7 separate regions of the Mus musculus genome follow, and regions 2, 3, 4, 5, 6 and 7 are each linked to region 1. A link is a contact called in ENCODE Hi-C data. All regions are on one chromosome and are shown on one strand. Each heading gives the region's core, a stretch centred on a gene start or an enhancer-like site at or near the end of the contact. The rest is flanking DNA. Distances are from core to core; before and after follow the strand shown.

Region 1 (2,681 bases), core at 61-2,560:
GCAGTCAGAGCTGGGCAGCTTCCCCAGTTGCCCTTTCCTTGGCAAGGCTACACTTGTTTGCACCCTCCATTTCCTTCCCACCCACCTCCTAGCAACACCAGTATAAGTGGGCAAATTTCCTAGTTCCTCTCTCCCAACTACTTCTTTGCCTTTGTTAGTTCTGCTTACGATATATCCCCTTTCCAATAGAAAGAATTCGTATTTGTCCTATAAGACTCAACTGAAGGACTGGAGAGATGGCTCAGCAGTTAAGAGCACAGACTGCTCTTCTGGAGGTCCTGAGTTCAAATCCCAGCAACCACGTGGTGGCTCACAACCATCCATAATGAGATCTGAGCTACAGTGTACTTATAATCAATCAATCAATCAATCAATCAATCAATCAATCTTTGGACTCTGAGCAAGCAGGACTGGAGTAAGAAGGAAAAAAAAAGACTCAACTCATGTCACCTGCTCACCCCTTTACTCCTTTGGGCATTTTGGTGACTCTGCCTGCATTCCCAAGGCATCTTGTATATCCACTTCTGAAACACCTGCTAATTCATCTTGTTACCATCCATCTGTTCACCTGACTGCCTTGCCTACTCAACTGTGACTTTCCTGAGGGCAGGAAATGGGCCTGAGTCACCTCTACAGCATCAGCACCATGTCTGGTAGAAACAAGGATAGAAAGAGTGAGCTTGGTCCTGGGAGACATGCTGGAGGGAGAGGGACCAAGAGGATGTGGGGCCTGCAAGGATCACAAGTTTGACAGTTTAGGACTCTGTCTTTGAAGTCGAGGTATCTCACCTGGGGATCCAGGAGACACACCCAGGTTTTCCTGGTGGGTGGAAGAGATCAGACACATCAGCTAGCCTCCATGGGCCTCACCTTTCTGTAGTACTTGACAGAGGCAGGGAAACAGGAAGGAGCACACAGAGATGTTGGGGCCATCCTGCCATCTACAATATACTTTCCAGCCCTTGTTCCTGGAAGGGTTGGGATGGCCTATGTCCCTCCAGAGACCAACTGAGTGTACCTAGAAGGACCTACCCTTCACCAGAGTGGCACTCAAAGGGCTGCCTCTCTTCTCTCTAAGGCCTACTATGAGTCCTACCCCCAGTAAAATGCAGGGAGATTTATGGCCATGATAAAGGATAAGAAATCCCATGCCCATTTGGCCCCAACCTTCCCCTGGTTCCCCAGAATGTCCCCCTGCCTCCTCAGCCATCATTGATCTTACCAGGGAAGGGTGATGCTGGATCCTGTCTGGCAGCTGGTGTGTGGTGAGGAACCAGAGCTCGTTCTGTCTATAGGGTGAGGGAATGACTGGCTGTCCTTTATCAGGACTGGCTGCTTTATGCCTCCATGGAGGCGGGGATGTAAGCTCCCACAGACCCCGCCTCCCACAATGACCCCACCCCTTTTTGTTCCACTTCCAGGAGAACAGCATCAACCTGTTTGAAGTGCCCCGCCTCAGGTCCTGTGGGGGTGGGTAAAAAGATGCCAGGCAGGTGTCTGTGTTGCTGGGGCTGAGACAGAAAGAAGGGGGACTGAAAGTTTGCTTATAGACTGGGGAGGAAGGGAGGCAGTGGGAATTGGCTGTGTGCGTGTGTGTATGCACTTATGCTTATTTGTGTGTGAGTGTGCATGTGAGTGTGTGTGTGTGTACTCATGCATGCGTGTAATTGTGTGCAGGGGTGATACAGGGTGGATCACTGCCCTGATGTCATCTGGAAGCACCTGCCATTCATCTGAGGCCTTGTGGAAATGATAAGTGATAAGAAATCCTGTATGTTCAGGGACTACAGGCAGCAGAGCAGCTGAAAATCTGCCCTTCAACTTTGTATGCATCAGCCTGCTGATTCTTACCTCTCTCTATGTGTATATGTGCCTTGGCTACACATGCATAACTTGGTACCAGTATGCACAGAAGTCTGAGGAGGCAGGATAGAGTGAGCTCATATGGCCTTCTATAATTTGGAAGCATCTCTAAGTATATGGAATATATGCTCACACACAGGCAGAGGTGGATCTCAGCGGTGAGATGACGGACAGCCCAGGATGTATGCTGTGGGCGTTCAGCTGTCTCCCTGTAGGTCATTCAGGAACTTTCTCTCTCTCTCTCTCTCTCTCTCTCTCTCTCTCTCTCTCTCTCTCTCTCTCTCTCTCTCTCTCTCTCTCATGTTAGTGCACTGCTGCTCTCTTCAGACATACCAGAAGAGGACTACATATTCTATTACTGATGGTTGTGAGCCACCATGTGGTTGCTGGGATTTGAATTCAGGACCTCTGGAGGAGCAGTCAGTGCTCTTAACCTCTGAGCCATCTCTCCAGCCCCCATTATCTTATTAAAGTTGCTCCTTGGAAATCACTTAAAAGAGGATTCTACACACACAGGCAGGTCTCTAAATTACAATTTATGTGATTTACTGCAAGGCCATATGAAGAAGCAGTTTCCTGGAGATTTCCTTAGGGACTGGTAGGAGTGAGGAAAGAGTCTCACACTCTGCAAAAATATCTTTAAAACTTTATTACTTTACTTTCTCAGAATCCTTCCACACTTTGTTCTGCCTCTCTGGTCCCCATCCTTCACCCCTTTTCTTTCCTCCATTCCCTTCCACTTCTCACCTGGCACAGCTATCAGCATCTTAGACAGACAGCTCTAGCTCCTGTTTGCTGTCAGGTGCCCATCCCCCTTA
Region 2 (2,681 bases), core at 51-2,550, about 95 Mb after region 1:
TTCTCTTTGTAGAGGAGGTTAGCCTGAAACTCATATTCACCTGTTTCTGTCTCTCTAGAATTGGTATTAAAGGTATGTGACTCCATACCTGAGTCCAATGATCTTTGTGGTTTTTTTTGTTTGCTTGTTTGTTTTGCCTTTGGAGACAGGGTTTCTCTGCCTAGCCCTGGCTATCTTGGAACTCACTCTGAGGAGCAGGCTGGCTTTAAATTCAACAGAGATTCATATGCCTCTGCAACCATTCCTTCCCCCCTCGCCTGGCCCCCACACCTTTCTTTTTTGAGACAGTCTTTCCAAATTTCTGACAGTGATCTTAAAATTAGTGATTCCCTGCCTCAACCTCCTAAGTAGCTAGGGAGTGCAGGCACGAACCATTAAGCCAGGTTTCTTTTTCTTTCTTTCTTTCTTTCTTTCTTTCTTTCTTTCTTTCTTTCTTTCTTTCCTTTTTTTTAGGGTTCTCTGTATAGCCCTGGTTGTCCTGGAACTCACTCTGTAGACCAGGCTGGCCTCGAACTCAGAAATCCACCTTCCTCTGCCTCCCAAGTGCTGGGATTATAGGCGTGAGTCACCACTGTCGGGCCAGATTTATTTTCCCATTATCTTTATTTTTTGTGTGCATGGATGGTCATGGCTTGTGGCTAGAGGTCAAAGGATGGCTTCTAAGAGCGAGTTCTCTTTTGCCATAGGAATACTGGAGATTGAGCTCAGGTCCTAGGACTCAGGAGCCATCTTGTCATTTCAGCAGACTGGATTTAAACACTTTTCTTGTCCATTCTGAGTCTCATTCTAGCTCAGGCGGTACTGGAATTCACTCATTAGGCCAGGTTTTCTTTAACTGCAGGGATCCCCCTGCCTCAGCCTCCCACAAATGACTGTTACCAATAATTGCTTTTAAATCTTTGGATTACAAAATTACCATTTGTAAAAGGGCAAAACCCATATTTCTTGGGTTTAATCTTTTTAAAAATTTTGAGTATGAATGTTTTGCTTGCATATAGGTCAAACGGGAGCGCGACTTGGGAGTCACGGCTGTTTTAAGAGCCACCGTGTGGGTATTGGGAGTCTGGATGAATGAAAAGTGCATTTAACTGGTGAGTCATATCTCCTGCCCCTTGGTTTTCGTCTTCAGACACCCACCCACTAGTTTTCACTGTTCTTAGTATGAAACTTCATACTTTGTTCTGAAAGTTCTCTTTAAAGATTCGGCTGTTTGATGCGGAGATTACCGACGTGAGCCACCACGCAATGAAAAGAGACACTTTTCCGTCTCACACCGGTCCCATGCAGGAGTTGTAACTAGTGACCCGCTTCTCAGAAGCGCAGAAACTTCAGGGCAAGAAAACCGTAGGAAGCCGAGCTTAGAGAGAAGTCTCTGTTTCCTGGAAGACAGAGCGCACTAAGCTGGACAGAGCAGCTTCCGGCGCGGGTCGCGTTGCCGTGGAGACGGGGGAGGAGCCGCCGTCGGCGCAGGGCCGGAAACTCTGGGCTGGGGCCCTTTGCTACCACCTCTGTCTAGCGTCTGCTGAGGAGTCACCTCCCTCAGGTACGAGGCCCGGCCTAGCGCCTCCAGCTTTTGACTGGCTCGCCCTTGCGTTTTGAAGTTGGCGGAGCGCGCGTTCCTAGGAACTTTGTCCTGGAACGGCTTGGTCGGGGCTTCTGCTTTCTTCTGTAGAAGTGCAGGAGATGCTGCCTACCCACAAGGCTCTGGTCCATGCGTGGAAGTGCGAGCAGGGCGTGCGTAAGGTCGCTCGCAGTCACGGCTGCACTCGCGCTGTTTCTGCAGGGTCTATGCATCCTTCTCCCCCTGGTGGAGAGCTCCGCTGAGTGATTCTCCAGCTCGTGCTTCGCTTACTAGTCTGCGCAGATCCACGTTCGATTCAGGGGTGTGGCGGGGCGTAGGGCTCGTTGGTACACTGAGCTCAAGTGACCAAGCAAGGAGCTGAGCTCACGTTGCGTTTGTACCATGGAACCTCTTCTGGTTTAGTTCCTGAAGGTGTATCGAGGTTTGAATGAGAGTGGCACCTTTGCCACCTGTTAGCTGATGGTCTTGAGCATCAGCCTGGAAAATGACAATAAGCACCAGCTGAGGTGCCTGTTCTTAGAGTGGGTCGTTCATGAAAAGTGCTTCGGAAAAACATGTGCAACCCGTGCTGTAAATGCTGTCTTAATTGTAGTCCCTGAGCTTTAGATTGCCTGGTAATTATCAAGTAATTTGAAGTTATCATGGTTTAAAATTTAATATTAAATATTTTTAAAAAGAAAGATGATTTATTAAAGGAGCCAGAGAGATGGCTCAGCGCTTAAGAAACCCTTACTCCTTTTTGAGACAATACCAGTTGGAATCCCAGCGTTCACCACTGGTGGCTCACAACACACCTGAAATGCCAGCTCATAGGTAGACTGATTGTCTGGTGTCCTGAAGGCTTTGGGCTCCATTTCTGGCGTCTCTATAACACAAGCTAGCTCACACTGGCCTCAGAACCCAGGCTAACCTCCAATTCATGATTATTTAAAAACATTAAAAAAAAAAAGATTTATGTGTGTGGCTGTTTTGCGTGCATGGGTGTCTGGGTACCTTGTGCTTGCCTGTTGCCCTCAGAAGCCCAAATGGAGAGGTCAGACGAGGGCATTGGAACCCCAGAACTGGAGTTCCAGGTGATTGTGAGCCACCCCTGGGTCCT
Region 3 (2,681 bases), core at 70-2,569, about 95 Mb after region 1:
TCCCCGGCGGACACTCACTGGGCTCGGTGAGCGACTCGCGGCTGCCTTGCGCGGCCAACCAGTTGAGGCAGCGGAGACCCGGCGCGGGCGAGGGCTGGTCCTCCCGGTACAGGTGGCCGTTGTCCCAGAAGCAGCCTATGAGGAAGAGGAACCCGCCCGAGACTCTTAGTGCGTTTCTCTGGCCCCGCGGGAGAAAGCCCTGTGTACCTCAGAGTGTCACGCCCCTGGCGGCGTTTGGTCCACACACAACACTCGATTTAGCTTTCTTCTTCCTTCCCTTCCCTTCCCTTCCCTTCCCTTCCTTCCTTCCTTCCTTCCTTCCTTCCTTCCTTCCTTCCTTCCTTCCTTCCTTCCTTCCTTTTAAAAAAGCTTAAGATCGCTGCACAACTGCAAAGGGTTGTTATTCTTGGACTTGGGACCACTTTGAAGGTACAAGAAGGTCTTTCTCCCTAAGGTCTTTCTGTGGAGATGGTGAGTTTGGTTCTGGGCAGTCAGACATGGAAGTCATCCCAGTGTTGAGAAGTCAATGTTATATAAACTGGTGTTCCCTTCTCTACGAATACAGCCACTTTCTGCTAGTTTAACAGACACCGCCAGCTCCCAAGAGAATTCCACAAAAGCCTTTGATTCAGGGAAGCAAAAGATCCAATAGAGACCCCAGCTGAGGGTCTCTGCCTCATCTCTTAAGCTCCCACTCCCCTCAGCAGAGAGCCACGGGAGGAGGCTGGAGAGGGGAGGTTCGTGCGCCTGCCACACAAAGCAAACGGACTTTAAAAGGGTAAGACTCTGGGGAGTAGAAGAGACGAATTCCACTCCATCCACTCGTGTGAAAGGAAAGGGAAAGAGAAAGTGACTACTTGTCTTTGTTCTTAATGGCAAAGATGGAGCTGCAAGCCTCTGGCAAGGAAGGAGAGAGGAGAGAAGAATGCTTTCGTAGGATAACGAGAAAAGCAGCCAAAACCTTCCTTCCCTGTCGGCCTGACCACGTTTGGGGAATCTGTTTCATTTAAGTTGCTGCAGAAAGGGGGAGAAAACGTAATCTCACCTCCAGATCCATAGGCTTCTGCCAGAAGCATGTTGCTGAGAAGAAATGTGTGTACCCAAGCCAACAGCATCCTCGTCTCTTCGGCTCGCAGGTGACTCAACAGCCAGTGTCCAAATGGGGGGGGGGGGTCCTCCTTGGCAGCAGTTTTGTCTCCTTGCAGTCAGACTGGCCGGCCCCTGTTATGCTCTTCTGGTAAACAGCCTCTCTTTAGAACTGGGAGCTTCCCAGCTAGCTTGCTGCAGCCGAGGTGTTTTTCAGCTGAAAGGCGCCCCCTGGGTCCTAAGCCTCCTAGACCTTACCAGATCACTAACCCTGAGCCAAGAGAGGAACTCAGCCAAGCCGAGAGTGGCAGAGAGGTTTTGCTTAGCAGCAGCTCCGCGTGAGACCTGCACAACTGCATGCCCAGGGCTTTTCTTCCTTTTCCACCAGTGTGAGTACAGAGTCACTGTGTCAGAAGGCATCGTGGAGTGGGGTGGATTAGGAGCCCCAAAAGCACTACACAGTTGTAAGAGCGGATGCTGATTGCAGAAGCAGGAAGAATTTAAGACCACATAGACAGCACAACTAAGAATTATCTGTCTGGAAGCAATATATTTAAATTGTACTTTGCTAGGGCCAGTTCAGTCACATTCCTTTACTAACATTTGAGGTTTGGGTTATCCATATATAGTAGGAACACAGAAAGGGTATCATTAGCTGAAAATACATGTTACACAAACATTGAATTCCTTTAGCTATATTGTAAAGTCCACCCTTTTTACCAGCCCAGAAGTAAAATGTCTTCCTTCCAACTCCCCTCAAGCAGTATATAGGAAATCTAGTTGCAATAATTTGTGTCTACAGTTAAACCACATCCACATAACTTAGGGCTTTTGGAGTTTCTATTTGGCTGGCAGTTGAAGTTCCCAAGCAGCCTCAGTAAACTGAGAGAACAGGGTGGTTTGCCAAGACTACCTTGTGACTGGGGCAAATCCAAGAATAGAAACTCTGTTTTGATCTTGCCACAATGTAGGGAGGAAAAAAATAACACTATGAAGTAAGTTTTATAGACTTTATCATAGTGGAAAGCTAATGTGATTCTAACTATGAGAAGTGATTGAACCCTGATGTGTCTTTTAAGAAGAAAAGGGTTATTTTTATTTGTGGGTTTATCTGTGTCTGTACTCAGGCCATAGGAAAACTTCAGGGCCTCAAGAACTGGGGTTATAGGCAGTTGTCGACCATGGGAGGTAGCTGAAGTAGGCAGTGGAACTCGGGTCAGCTCTTCTTGAAGAGCAGCAAGTACTCCTAGTCTCTGAACCATGTCCCCAAACCACCTGACATGCCTTTTAAAACCATTGTCCGGACTGGGGAGGTGGCTCATTAGTTACGAGCACTTGTTGCTCTTGCGGAGCACTTAGTTCAGTTCCCAGCACTTAGCATAAGGCCATCTGTGTCCAGATCCAGAATATGGACTCCCTCCTCTGATACTCAGTCATGCACATACACATATGCTGGCAAAACACACATATAAACACCGCCCCCCAAAGAGTGCGTGTGTGTGCGTGTGGGGGTGGGGTTGGGGAGGGGTGGGGGGGTGTGCATGTGGTGTGTATATATGTGTGTGGTATGTGTGTGTGTAGGGTCAGATCACATG
Region 4 (2,681 bases), core at 77-2,576, about 95 Mb after region 1:
TGAGGGTTAGAGGGACCTTGTTTGCCATCAGTGGTGTATACTGGGAGAGACTGGAATGGAGTCTAGACCAAAAGCTGGGAAGGACTCCTCTTATGGACATTCTCCTATCCTGCAGGACCCGTTCCCCTGGCAACAGAAGGTCAGGTTTGCCAAAGGCATCTCCTCTGGAATGGTGAGTCCTACCAGCAGTCTTGCGCATGTGTAGAGTGAGGTGCAGGGATTGCAGGCTGCTCTGGAAGACAAGAGACCCATCATGGGGGCTGGGACATTCAGCAGCTGCCTACTAAATTTCTTTCAGTACCAAGCTAGTAGTTGGCTAGCTCCTCTCTTTCAGTCAACAGTTCTATTCTCAAAGGACTCCAAATCTCTTTAACACCAAATGGCATGAACAAGGCAAACCATAGCTCAGTGTACCCTGACCTTTCTGTCAAAGAGGTGCTCAGGTGCAGTGGGACCTTACCTACCGAATATGAGGCGGGAAGGGGGGCAGTGTATTCTAGATGAGGTGGGAAGGGGGGCAGTGTATTCTAGATGAGGCGGGAAGGGGGGCAGTGTATTCTAGATGAGGCGGGAAGGGGGACATGTGTTCTAGGTGAGGCTGGAAGGGGGGACATGTGTTCTAGGTGAGGCTGGAAGGGGGACATGTGTTCTAGGTGAGGTGGGAAGGGGGGACATGTGTTCTAGGTGAGGTGGGAAGGGGGACATGTGTTCTAGGTGAGGTGGGAAGGGGGACATGTGTTCTAGGTGAGGCGGGAAGGAGGACATGTATTCTAGGTGAGGCGGGAAGGGGGACATGTGTTCTAGGTGAGGTGGGAAGGGGGGACATGTGTTCTAGGTGAGGCGGGAAGGGGGACATGTGTTCTAGGTGAGGTGGGAAGGGGGACATGTGTTCTAGGTGAGGCGGGAAGGAGGACATGTTTAGGTGAATGCTGAAGAATGAGCCAGTAGTAGACTAAAGTTCCTATTGGGTGCATTGTGGGAATGAGTCTAGCCATCCTCACAACTAGTGAAGCACAGTGCCTGCTGTGTGGAGCAGTCACTTCGCGGAGGGAGGGGCTGCACCCAGGATTGTGCTCATTCCTCCAGGAACCTCTGTTCACAGTGAAGAAGTGAGGTAGAAGAGGAAGGGCTGGGTCCTGGGCTTGCCAGGAGTTTGCCAGAGGTCACCCAGCTCTGTAAAGAGAAAGTGAGCCAGAGCTGTGCAGGCAGCGATGGCCAGCACAGGAGAAGATGGCTCTGCAAAGGGATGGCCCTGTGGGGGCTGGAACAGAAGCAACACACAGGGGTCTCAGGAAAGAGGGTACATGGGGGAGGTATGACAGCCTTTGAGGAGGGGTTGGCAGGCAGCCAGGCTGGGTTACAGCTATAGGAAAAACTCTGTGGGCCTAGGAACAGTGAAGTAGTACAGGGGGCTAGGAAGAGGGCAGTGTCACCTTCCCCATCTACGGGGAAAGGAAAGACTGAGAAAGTAAGCTCCTAAGAGTGACACGGGAATGTCTAGTAAAAATAGTTTAGAAATGGCTGGACAGGAAGAGGGAGGGGCTGAAGTACAGGCAGAGGAGGAGGGTGTGTCAGGGGAGGTGAGTCAGGAGGTCATTGCTTTCCCAAAGGGGCTAAAGCCTGACTCTGGAGGGGCCAGGGGGAGCAGTGTGTTTGAGGGTGCTCACTTTAGATTGCCTCAAGGATGGGAGACTCAGAGGCCAGTAGAGGTGGAGACAGTGGGAAAACCTGGGCAGGAACTGGCAGTTTTCTGTTGGTGTTAGGACACAAGCGTGGCTTGGGGGTGGGGATGGGAAGCTAAACAGGCTTGGCCTAGAAGACAGGAGTAGCTGGGACTGGGGGAGGGGCAGCAGGATGGGCGTGGCCTGGGCCAAGAGGCTCCATGGCTCCTGCTTCTGTTACAGGCCTATTTACACTCCATGTGCATCATCCACCGGGACCTGAACTCACACAACTGTCTCATCAAATTGGTACGTCCCACTGTGCTGGCCTGAGATGCCTGGGGCTATCCCTCTGGCTTCAGACCAAACACACCATCTATAGGATCTATTTTGGGCTTTCTGCTACCTTCAAGTGCCTTTTGCCATCCCCATCTTATGGAAGCTCTCAGATACACACATGCAGGAACAATTTCACCTCCCCAGGAGCAGCCCTTGAGGTGATTATTATTAGAAGGGATTAGCTCTCCTGTCTGGCAGGCAGGAGTCTGGGTGTGGATGGGGGCTGAATTCCTTGTCTGTGAAGAGCTCTTGCCTTGGAACAGGCCCCTAAAACAGTTTGCTGATCCCACTTTACAACGTGGACGGGCTGCAGGGTCTTTAATCCACATAGGTAGCATGGGGCCAGGGTTCCTCAGACAGCCCTTAGTTAGAGTTGTTCCAGCATTGTGTCTCCTGCCAGCTTCCCTCTACAGTAGTCCCTCTTCACACCACTGCCCCATAGCTCCTCCCTTTCCCTTACTGCCTTTGCCTGACCTTTTCTCTTAACCTATTCTGGCAACTACAAGTCCTTGTTAGGAACAAGACAAAGGGCTGAAGATAGACAAGAAATCCTAAGTCACCTGAAGTGCACTCTGCAGGTCACTTCCCTGAGGCTCCTCCCCCTTTAGTTTGGAATCTGTGGGCAGATACCAGACTGAAAGAAAAAACCAACAAAGGCCCAGCCACTGCCTCCCAGGAGAA
Region 5 (2,681 bases), core at 121-2,620, about 95 Mb after region 1:
CCTACGCATCAGATATCTCCTCAGAGGGAAGCCAGCAGCTCAAGTGAGTTCCCAGGAAGGAAGTCAGGTACAGCCCCCTCCCTAGCACTTGTGCACCCTAGGTCATATGAAGGCGCCACGGAAGAAACATCTAACTAGCAGCCACTTTTGTTAACAAAAGGCCATGCAGGAAGACAGAGAATTGTGCTGTTTTGTTTACCTAAGTAGTAGAGCCAGAGGCAGCTGATGGGAGAGTTGGAGGCAGGATTGGTTTCCTTGGGCTCCATTCCTACCCATTTCCTGATCCTCTGGACTCTTTTCCCATGTACATAAATCTGATGGAGGGAAGTAACAATTGTCTAAAACCGAGTGTCATAGTTAGGGTTCTAATGCTGGGAAGAGACACTATGACCACAGCAACTCTTACAAAGGACAACATTTATTTGGGGCTGGCTTACAGGTTCAGAAGTTTAGTTCACTATCATCCCGGCCAGAAGCATGGCAGAATACAGGTAGACATGGCGATGGAGAAGGAGCTGAGAGTGCTGCGTCTTTTTTTTTTTTTTTTTTTTTTTTTAGACGGTTTCTCTGTATAGCCCCGGCTGTCCTGGAACTCACTCTGTAGTCCAGGCTGGCCTCGAACTCAGAAATCCACCTCCCTCTGCCTCCCAAGTGCTGGGATTAAAGGCGTGTGCCACCACTGTCCGGTTCTTTCTTGATTTTAGTCACAGAATAAGATAACTATGTTAGAACATCTAGATTTTGGTTTTTTTTTTTAAATAAACAATCTAGAGATGATTTAAAACAAGAATATCTCAGCACTCAAGAAGCTGAGGCAAGAGGCTGGCAAGTTCAATATCAGTCTGGCTGCATTTCAAGACCCTGTGGCAAAACAAAAGAAAAAATAAAGCATATGAAGATTGTGCGTGGATTATAGACAAAGTTTACGCCATTTTCTATGAGACTTGACCAACCAGGGACTTTATATAAGGAGTGGGAGTCCTGGACCCAAAATTCCAGGAACCCAGGTATTTGGCCTCCATAATCTGCTCTAGGGAGCCTCATTTCCATATTGCCTTTGACACGCAAAAGTGGTTTCTCTTAGCTTCTTCGTGTTCACATTGCTGATTACAAACTGGGAGTCAAAAGACCTGTGATACCTACCCACGCTCTGCACCTGAAGAGCAGAGCCATTTTCAAGTAGTGTAGAAGGGCAACTGGACTAACCTGAGCGCCGAGGGTCCCCTGTGTTGCGACCTCCAGCCTAAACTGAATCACCCTGGTCAATCCGAACGCCTCTAGAGGTCGCCAGTCGCCAGCAGGCGCCAGAGATGCGGCAGAGTTCGCGCGGGAGGCGGGACGGGGCAGGGCGGGTCGTTAACCTAAGTGGGAGGGGCTCCGGGGCGGGTCCCCGTGCCAGGTGCGGTTTGGTCCTCCCAGGGCGCCGTAGGCGGTGCATCCTTCCGGCTGCAGGGGCAGAGACAGCCTCTTCTCTAGACCGCAGGCGGGCGCGGACCTGAGGCGCTGCTGCCGGGTGGTCCTTCCTGTGTTGTCCGCGCCCTGGACCATGGCGGCGCTGGCGGGTAAGAAGGGCCCATTCCGTCCAGCCCGCCGCTCGCGGGTTTCTGGCTGTCTGGTTTTTCTTGGGTCCGGAATCCTCAGCGAGAGCCTGGCAGGGTGGGGAGGATCGAACACAATGGTTCCCTCGGGACTTGAAGGTCTTGGGACTCTGGAAGTCCGAGCGCAGTCGTTCTAAGACTGAGGGCTCCTTGCGGCCGGCGCGTGGGGCGAATTCCCGCGAGGTGGATCCTCGGATCTGCAGACCGGGCAAGTCTCCTGGCTAAGGAAGCCGAGGCACCTGAGATTCTGAAATATGGGAAGTACAGGGTCTTCCAGAGTTCAGGACTTGAGATTCCGAGTTATCCTGGGTTCTAGGTTTTCTGTAGACCCAAAGTTCTCGAAGGTGTCTTTGGACTCTGGGATTGGGAGGAGTGGTTCCTAGAGATAGAGTATGAGTGTGGAGTTTATGATGTGGATAGGAAGACATCCGACCGTTCTTCCTGAGGCTCAAAGACCTCTGCCTCCTGTGGAGAACAGCTTCAAGTCTTCCTAGAGACTAGTTGAGTCCTCGCGTAGTCTCTGATGCCAGCAGATTAATAGCTCCGCACCTTGAGGGGAAGAGTTGAGTGAAGGAAATTTCAGAATTGGCTTAGCTGGGCCTGTAAATCCCTTCACGAATCATCTTGCAGCTTCCTGCCCCGCGGCATCATGAACTTTCTGCCGCCTTATTCCCAGCCACCGGTGTGAGTGGCTCAGTTTCTGGGTCTACCAGGGTCGACTTCCAAAAGTTTTCTAGAAAGGCCAAGGGAGAATTTTAGGGGTGGGGGAGGGACTGAATATGTGCCTCCACTTCCTGGCTTTGGGCCGGTGGACAGTCACTTCCTCCATCCTGAATTCAAGGACCGGGCCGCCAGTGGGTCACTTCCTCACTACGGGAACATGGAATTTCAGACCTTATTGGTGATAATATGCTCTGGAGAAGGAAAGCATGGAGCGGAAATTCGTCTGTCTCTTCCCTTAATTTTTTTTCCTGGCTGGTAGTGGTGATTGCACACCTGTAATCCCAGACTAGACAGAGCCAGGAGAATTGCTTGGTCTGTGTGTGGCGTACTAACTAGGTCAACCTGGACGACAGAATACGA
Region 6 (2,681 bases), core at 100-2,599, about 95 Mb after region 1:
TATGCACATGACCTGGGATGTGAAGCTTTGCCACTGACTGGCTCTGTGACCAATCATGGCATGAGCGAGTGACGTAACTACTCAGCCTAATTTAACATCCCAGGGTATGCTAACAGTGTTGTAGTAATTTTTACCTCAAGGCAAGCAGGGAATATTAAATGAAATAATTCATACAGAAAAGATTAGCAGGGTGTTAGAAGATGTTATGGTAAGAAATGCAAATGCCCTTGACTTCAGCACTTTAGGTAGAAATCTTAATTCTCTGGGTCAAGCTTTGTTCCATACTACATTTCCTACCAGTGCATAGTTACCCAGGCTGCCTTCAAGGAAGAATGCTCATTCAGAAAGGGACGTAATGACTCATTTGCAGTGTAACCACGTGCTGATTTCGTTGCTCTCTGGGGGAATATAAGGAGTACTGTTCCTGAATACTTACCTGGATGGAGCCTCGGTACTGTTTTCTGTCAGATTGTGACAGCTATTGTGTATAGAGATAATGACCCATTCTACAGACAAGCATGGAGAGGAGATAACTTGGGCAAAATTACACAATAAGTGAGAACTGAAATTCACACTTAGAGTATCAGATATCTCTGTGCCATGCTTTTGGTAAAATTATATTTATGGGCTAGAGAGATGGCTCAGTGGTTAAGAGCACTACTGCTCTTCCAGAGGTCCTGAGTTCAATTCCCAGCAACCACATGGTAGCTCGCAGCTATCTGTAATGGGATCCAGTGCCCTTTTCTGGTGTGTCTGAAGAGATCAACTGTGTGCTCACATACATAATATAAATAAGTCTTTAAATAAATCTCTAAAAATTGTATTTATTTATTTACTTACTTTACAATACAGGGTATTGAACACCTCTCTACCATTGAGCTATTCTCCAGCCATTTTTTTTCTTTCAATTAAAAAAAATACTTTGGGGCCTGGAGAGATGGCTCTGCAGTTAAGAGCACTTGATCTTGCAGAGAACCTGGGCTTGATTCCCAGAAGTCACATGGTGGCTTACAGCCATCTGTAACTCTAGTCCTAGAGAATCTGACACACTCTTTTGATCTCCTTGGGCACCAGATGCACATACAGTACAAGGACATATGTGCAGGCAAAACACTCATATAATTAATCTAAAAAAATATATGTATGGGTGTTGTCTTAGTTAGGGTTTCTGTGAGAAATACCATGTCAAAAGCAACTTGGGGAGGGAGGGTTTTATTTTAGTTTGTAACTCTGAGGTCACCCCCCATCACTGAGGGAAATCAGGGCAAGAACTCAAGCAGGGCAGGAGCCATGGAGAAGTGCTGCTCTGACTTGTTCAGCCTGCTTTCTTATACTATCCAGGACCACTTGCCCAGAGTTGGCACTGCCCCCAGCAGGCTAGGCCATCAAACATCAGTCATTAATCAAGGAATGTCCCACAGACTTGCCATAGGCCAGTGTGATGGATTGTATATGCTTAGCCCAGGGAGTGGCACTGTTAGTAGGTTTGTCATGGTGGATCTGGGCTTTAAGACCCTCATCCTGGCTGCCTGGAAGCCAGTCTTCTAGCAGCCATCAGATGAAGATGTAGAACTCTCAGCTTCTCCTGCACCATGCCTACCTGGATGCTGCCATGTTCCCACCTTGATGATACTAGACTGAACCTCTGAACCTCAGCCTCAATTAAATGCTGTACTTATAAGAGGTTCCCTCTTAAATGACTCTAACTTGTGTCAAGTTGACAAAACTCCAGCCAGTAATAGAAATTTTGTGCATGCAGAGGTAGGTGTGTGTGTGTGTGTGTGTGTGTGTAAGTGTAAAGTGCTAAAATTTTACCCAATGTAGCTCATGCCTTTAATCTTAGACAGGCAGATCTCTATGAGAGACTAGATTTAGTCTGGTCCATTTAGTTAGTTCCAGGCCAGCCAGGGCTACATAGACCTGTCTTAAAAAACAAACAACAGGGGGCTGGAGAGATGGCTCAGCTGTTAAGAGCACTGACTGTTCTTCCAGAGGTCCTGAGTTCAAATCCCAGCAACCACATGGTGGCTCACAACCATCCATAATGAGATCTGACTCCCTATTCTGGAGTATCTGAAGACAGCTACAGTGTACTTACATATAATAAATAAATAAATATTAAAACAACAACAACAAAATCTCTAAAATTTCCACCACAATTTCATGTGAATGATTCTTAGTCTGCTTGCTTCCTTTTTGTCCTTTGTTGAAATATGAAGATATAGAACTTGGGGGCTGGAGAGATGGCTCAGTGGTTAAGAGCTTTGACTGTTTCTCCAGAAGTCCTGAGTTCAAATCCCAGCAACCACATGGTGGCTCACAACCGTCTGTAATGAGATTTGACACTCTCTTCTAGTGTGTCTGAAGACAGCTACAGTGTACTTACATATAATAAATAAATCTTTAAAAAAAAAAGAAGATATAGAACTTTGAACAAATTCCCTTATTTTTCTGAATATTAGTAAGTGAGCTGTTGAGATGGGTCAGTGGGTAAAAGTGCCTACTGCCAAGCTTATGACCTGGATCCAATCCCCAGGGTCCCTATGATGGAGGAGGAAAATACCAACCTCCACAAGTCACTTGTGGCAGGTGTACCCACACACTCACATACATCTTAAGTAAATAAATATAACCAAAAATTCAAATATAGTATTTACTGTGGACAAAGTGGAAAGTACAAG
Region 7 (2,681 bases), core at 67-2,566, about 95 Mb after region 1:
CAGGAGACATGGGTTACGGCATTCTCCCTGTTGTCGGTAGAATTCTAACCCTGGCCTTTGGCCCTTGAGACGAAAGTCAGACTAGAAGGGAACAGCTCAGAACTACCCTAAGGGCCCTGTTAGAGGCACCTGCCATCTGGTCCCTACCCCACCCCATGCAGAGGCAGCCCTGCCAGCCACCTGTGGTTCAGCTTCAGGAACCATCTGGCTGATCTTCCCTAACTTGGGAGTATGGATGGTCCTTCTCTATTCCTGATGGGAGGCCGCAGCCCAACAGGAAGTCCAGACCTCCCTATTTCAGGCCTCCCTTACACTTCCTTTTGTTAATTTTTTTTTAAATTAAAAATAAACCAGCTAAGGCCCATGAAGAGTCTGCAAACATAGGAATCACTTAGGAAGACTCCAGGGGAGTCCTTTGGCCGGCAGGTGGTGGTGGTCCAGGGTGGCTGTGGACTGTTGGTATCTCATTTCCCTATCCTCTCCTCCAGCTCCAGCAGAGTACAGTGAGGGGAGGAGCTTAGGTCTTTTCTCCCCACCAGAAGAAAAGAGATTCTGGAATGCCAGGCACTAAGTCTGGGTGGGGGGAGAAATAATGGGGAAAGGTGAGGTTATCCTTAGAGAAGGTGGGTTCTAAGGGGCCAGTTTTCAAAAAATTATAGCCAGAGACCCACGGTAGGGCCAAGCCTGGAGCAGAGGCAAGGGTTCAGAGTGCCAGGCCACAAGGACGAGACTTCTTACTTCCACAGTAGATGCTGTTCATCATGCGGCTGGGAAATAAAAGGAATGATTCCCGGGCCGTGCAGGAGGGAAAGGGGGGGGGGGTGTTTCGGGAATTCTGGTATTCCTGAGGCCGGACTATATTCTTGGGATAAGGGGCAGCAAGGTTGTGGAACTGTCGTACTAAGGTTGGGAAAAGGCGCACTCACCTCCACCCGCCCCCTGGCCAGGCCTCGAAGACGGTTCCAATCCGGTCGGTAGTTGGTGGTGGAGGTGGCTGGAGCCACAAGGGCTGCAAGAAGCAGCAGCAGCGACGGCGGCGACAGTAGGATGCTCATCTGTGCCTGGCAGGAGACGTTCCGCAGGCTGCACCCAAACTCGGCCGCTGCGCCACGTCTGGCCCGCAAGCTGGCCCCGCCCAAGCCAAAAGCTCCGCCCAGCCATAAACCACGCCCCCAGAGCTAGAAACAGCCCCACTGACATCCCACCCAAATCGGGTGGTTGCCTCCCACTAACCCCCATCCCTGTCTCAGCTACTCTCTGGTCCTCCAGACTTCATGTTCCCAGTTCTCACAATCTCCATATTGCATTTGCCCACTAAGTGTGAAACGCTCCCGCAGGATGCCAGGAGACAGCACTACTTCGCGTCACCAGAGGGCGCAGGAGGTTCGCAGATGGACACAAGGATTTCTGGGTCAGAGAGTTAAGATAAGGAAGCAGGAACCTAGGAGATCTCCTTTATACGCTTTTGATGTCTTTGAACGAAATTCCGATCAAAGCTTCAATTCCCCAAAGCACACGTTGTAAGCGAGGACCATTACCTACGCCCCGCTCAAGAAAGCTCAGAGGGTAAAAGCGCTTGTTATGACAGCCTGACTCCTGAGTTTTATCCCTGAAACCTAAAAAAAAGTGAAAGAAAAACAGCAATTCCCACAAGTTGTGCTCTGTCCTCCACAGGCGTCCCCAACCGCTCACCATGGCATGTCCGTGCCTGTACAGGCACACGCGGTGCACACACACATATAATAATAATAATAAATATAAATTCTTACAAAGGAATACTACCTATCCTTTTTTACCTAGAAAAGGCTGGGAGGGTTAATATACACAATGCATCTCATTAGAACAGTATCTGGTCAGAGATGGTACACACCAATCTCCTACTGTCCTTGAACTCAAAGCAATACTCTTCACTCAACCTCCTGAGGGCAGGGTGATTAGGACAGACTCTGGCTGTGTTACCTTCCATTATTAGCTCTTCCCCTTCCTCATCACAACGGCCCCCTCCAGCAATGAACTCCGTTTTGCAGATTAGGAACTGTTTCAGAAATGTAAAATAGGCCAATTCATAGATCTGGATTTGAGCCCCAAACACCTCTGTGGATCATCTCCCTGGACCAAGGAGGAAACAGGTGGCACTCCATGTCCTCATGCCTTCAGCAGACACAGCAAGTACAATCAGTTTTTTGTCACCCTGGATTTAACCAGTCTCAAGTTGGAAATATTAGGAAGTAAAAACTGCCTCTGTACTGAACATGTACAGACTCTTTTCTTGTTGTTATTCCAACCAATAGAGCATTACAACTATTTATAGCATCTGTATTGTATTAGGTGTTATAAATTATCTAGAAATGATAGAAAGTACAAGATCAGGCCACACGGGCTTTAGGAAAATACTAAGCCATTTTATCTATGGATTTGAGCATCCTCATATTTCGAGTTTTGGTATGGAAGTGTGCCCTGGAACCAATCCCTGGCAGACAGCAAGAACACGCTGTGCCCTTTCCCACAGGATTCAGAGAACCTTGTCAACACTGAGCCAACGCTGCTTGTGATCCAAGGTATTTTTACCTTTCTGGGCTTATTCCACCACTTTTAAAATGCGCATTAAAAATGGGGCGGGGAGAACCATCAGCAGATAGTTCCATGACTATAGGCACTTGCTGCCAAGTCTGATGCCCTAA

Evidence for each region. Hi-C counts contacts between places; a loop is a spot of excess contacts on that map.
Region 2: a map of regulatory T cell shows a loop between it and region 1 (575-fold over the local background). The contact joins the promoter of Sfi1 here to the promoter of Gsdma in region 1. A Hi-C loop is called at or near these places in 5 of 37 maps with a recorded cell type or tissue (T-helper 1 cell, T-helper 17 cell, T-helper 2 cell and 1 more).
Region 3: a map of T-helper 1 cell shows a loop between it and region 1 (25-fold over the local background). The contact joins the promoter of Pik3ip1 here to the promoter of Gsdma in region 1. A Hi-C loop is called at or near these places in 2 of 37 maps with a recorded cell type or tissue (T-helper 1 cell and T-helper 17 cell).
Region 4: a loop to region 1 is called in a map of T-helper 2 cell, with 35 times the contacts of the local background. The contact joins the enhancer-like site here to the promoter of Gsdma in region 1. A Hi-C loop is called at or near these places in 2 of 37 maps with a recorded cell type or tissue (T-helper 1 cell and T-helper 2 cell).
Region 5: a map of regulatory T cell shows a loop between it and region 1 (28-fold over the local background). The contact joins the promoter of Limk2 here to the promoter of Gsdma in region 1. A Hi-C loop is called at or near these places in 4 of 37 maps with a recorded cell type or tissue (T-helper 17 cell, T-helper 2 cell and regulatory T cell).
Region 6: a map of T-helper 17 cell shows a loop between it and region 1 (34-fold over the local background). The contact joins the enhancer-like site here to the promoter of Gsdma in region 1. A Hi-C loop is called at or near these places in 4 of 37 maps with a recorded cell type or tissue (T-helper 1 cell, T-helper 17 cell and regulatory T cell).
Region 7: a map of T-helper 2 cell shows a loop between it and region 1 (21-fold over the local background). The contact joins the promoter of Selenom here to the promoter of Gsdma in region 1. A Hi-C loop is called at or near these places in 3 of 37 maps with a recorded cell type or tissue (T-helper 17 cell and T-helper 2 cell).

Annotation. Positions count from the first base shown.
Region 1 is chr11:98,662,980-98,665,660 of GRCm38, reverse strand. Gsdma (gasdermin A) reads right to left here and starts at 1,310. Exons shown (of 12, transcript NM_021347.4): 1 at 1,223-1,310.
Region 2 is chr11:3,192,222-3,194,902 of GRCm38, reverse strand. Sfi1 (Sfi1 homolog, spindle assembly associated (yeast)) reads left to right here and starts at 1,300. Exons shown (of 33, transcript NM_030207.3): 1 at 1,300-1,543.
Region 3 is chr11:3,329,369-3,332,049 of GRCm38, reverse strand. It overlaps Pik3ip1 (phosphoinositide-3-kinase interacting protein 1), which reads right to left and starts at 1,319. Exons shown (of 6, transcript NM_178149.4): 1 at 1,046-1,319; 2 at 19-135. The coding sequence starts at 1,115. It overlaps Gm12592 (predicted gene 12592), which reads left to right and starts at 860. Exons shown (of 2, transcript NR_165248.1): 1 at 860-1,136.
Region 4 is chr11:3,347,883-3,350,563 of GRCm38, reverse strand. It overlaps Limk2 (LIM motif-containing protein kinase 2), which reads left to right. Exons shown (of 16, transcript NM_010718.4): 11 at 116-172; 12 at 1,905-1,970. Among named protein-coding and RNA genes, the nearest start is that of Gm12592, 18 kb to the right of the region's middle. Within about 2 kb of position 1,326, at least 2 of the 3 ENCODE cell types and tissues checked have a DNase peak (open chromatin) inside an H3K27ac peak, as active enhancers do.
Region 5 is chr11:3,407,927-3,410,607 of GRCm38, reverse strand. It overlaps Limk2 (LIM motif-containing protein kinase 2), which reads left to right and starts at 1,370. Exons shown (of 16, transcript NM_010718.4): 1 at 1,370-1,562. The coding sequence starts at 1,547. Gm51879 (a long non-coding RNA gene) reads right to left here. Exons shown (of 2, transcript XR_003949624.1): 1 at 1,207-2,681; 2 at 1-861.
Region 6 is chr11:3,440,570-3,443,250 of GRCm38, reverse strand. The region is part of intron 1 of Rnf185 (ring finger protein 185); the gene reads left to right. Among named protein-coding and RNA genes, the nearest start is that of 8430429K09Rik, 11 kb to the left of the region's middle. Within about 2 kb of position 1,349, at least 1 of the 3 ENCODE cell types and tissues checked has a DNase peak (open chromatin) inside an H3K27ac peak, as active enhancers do.
Region 7 is chr11:3,513,319-3,515,999 of GRCm38, reverse strand. It overlaps Selenom (selenoprotein M), which reads right to left and starts at 1,316. Exons shown (of 5, transcript NM_053267.3): 1 at 927-1,316. The coding sequence starts at 1,055.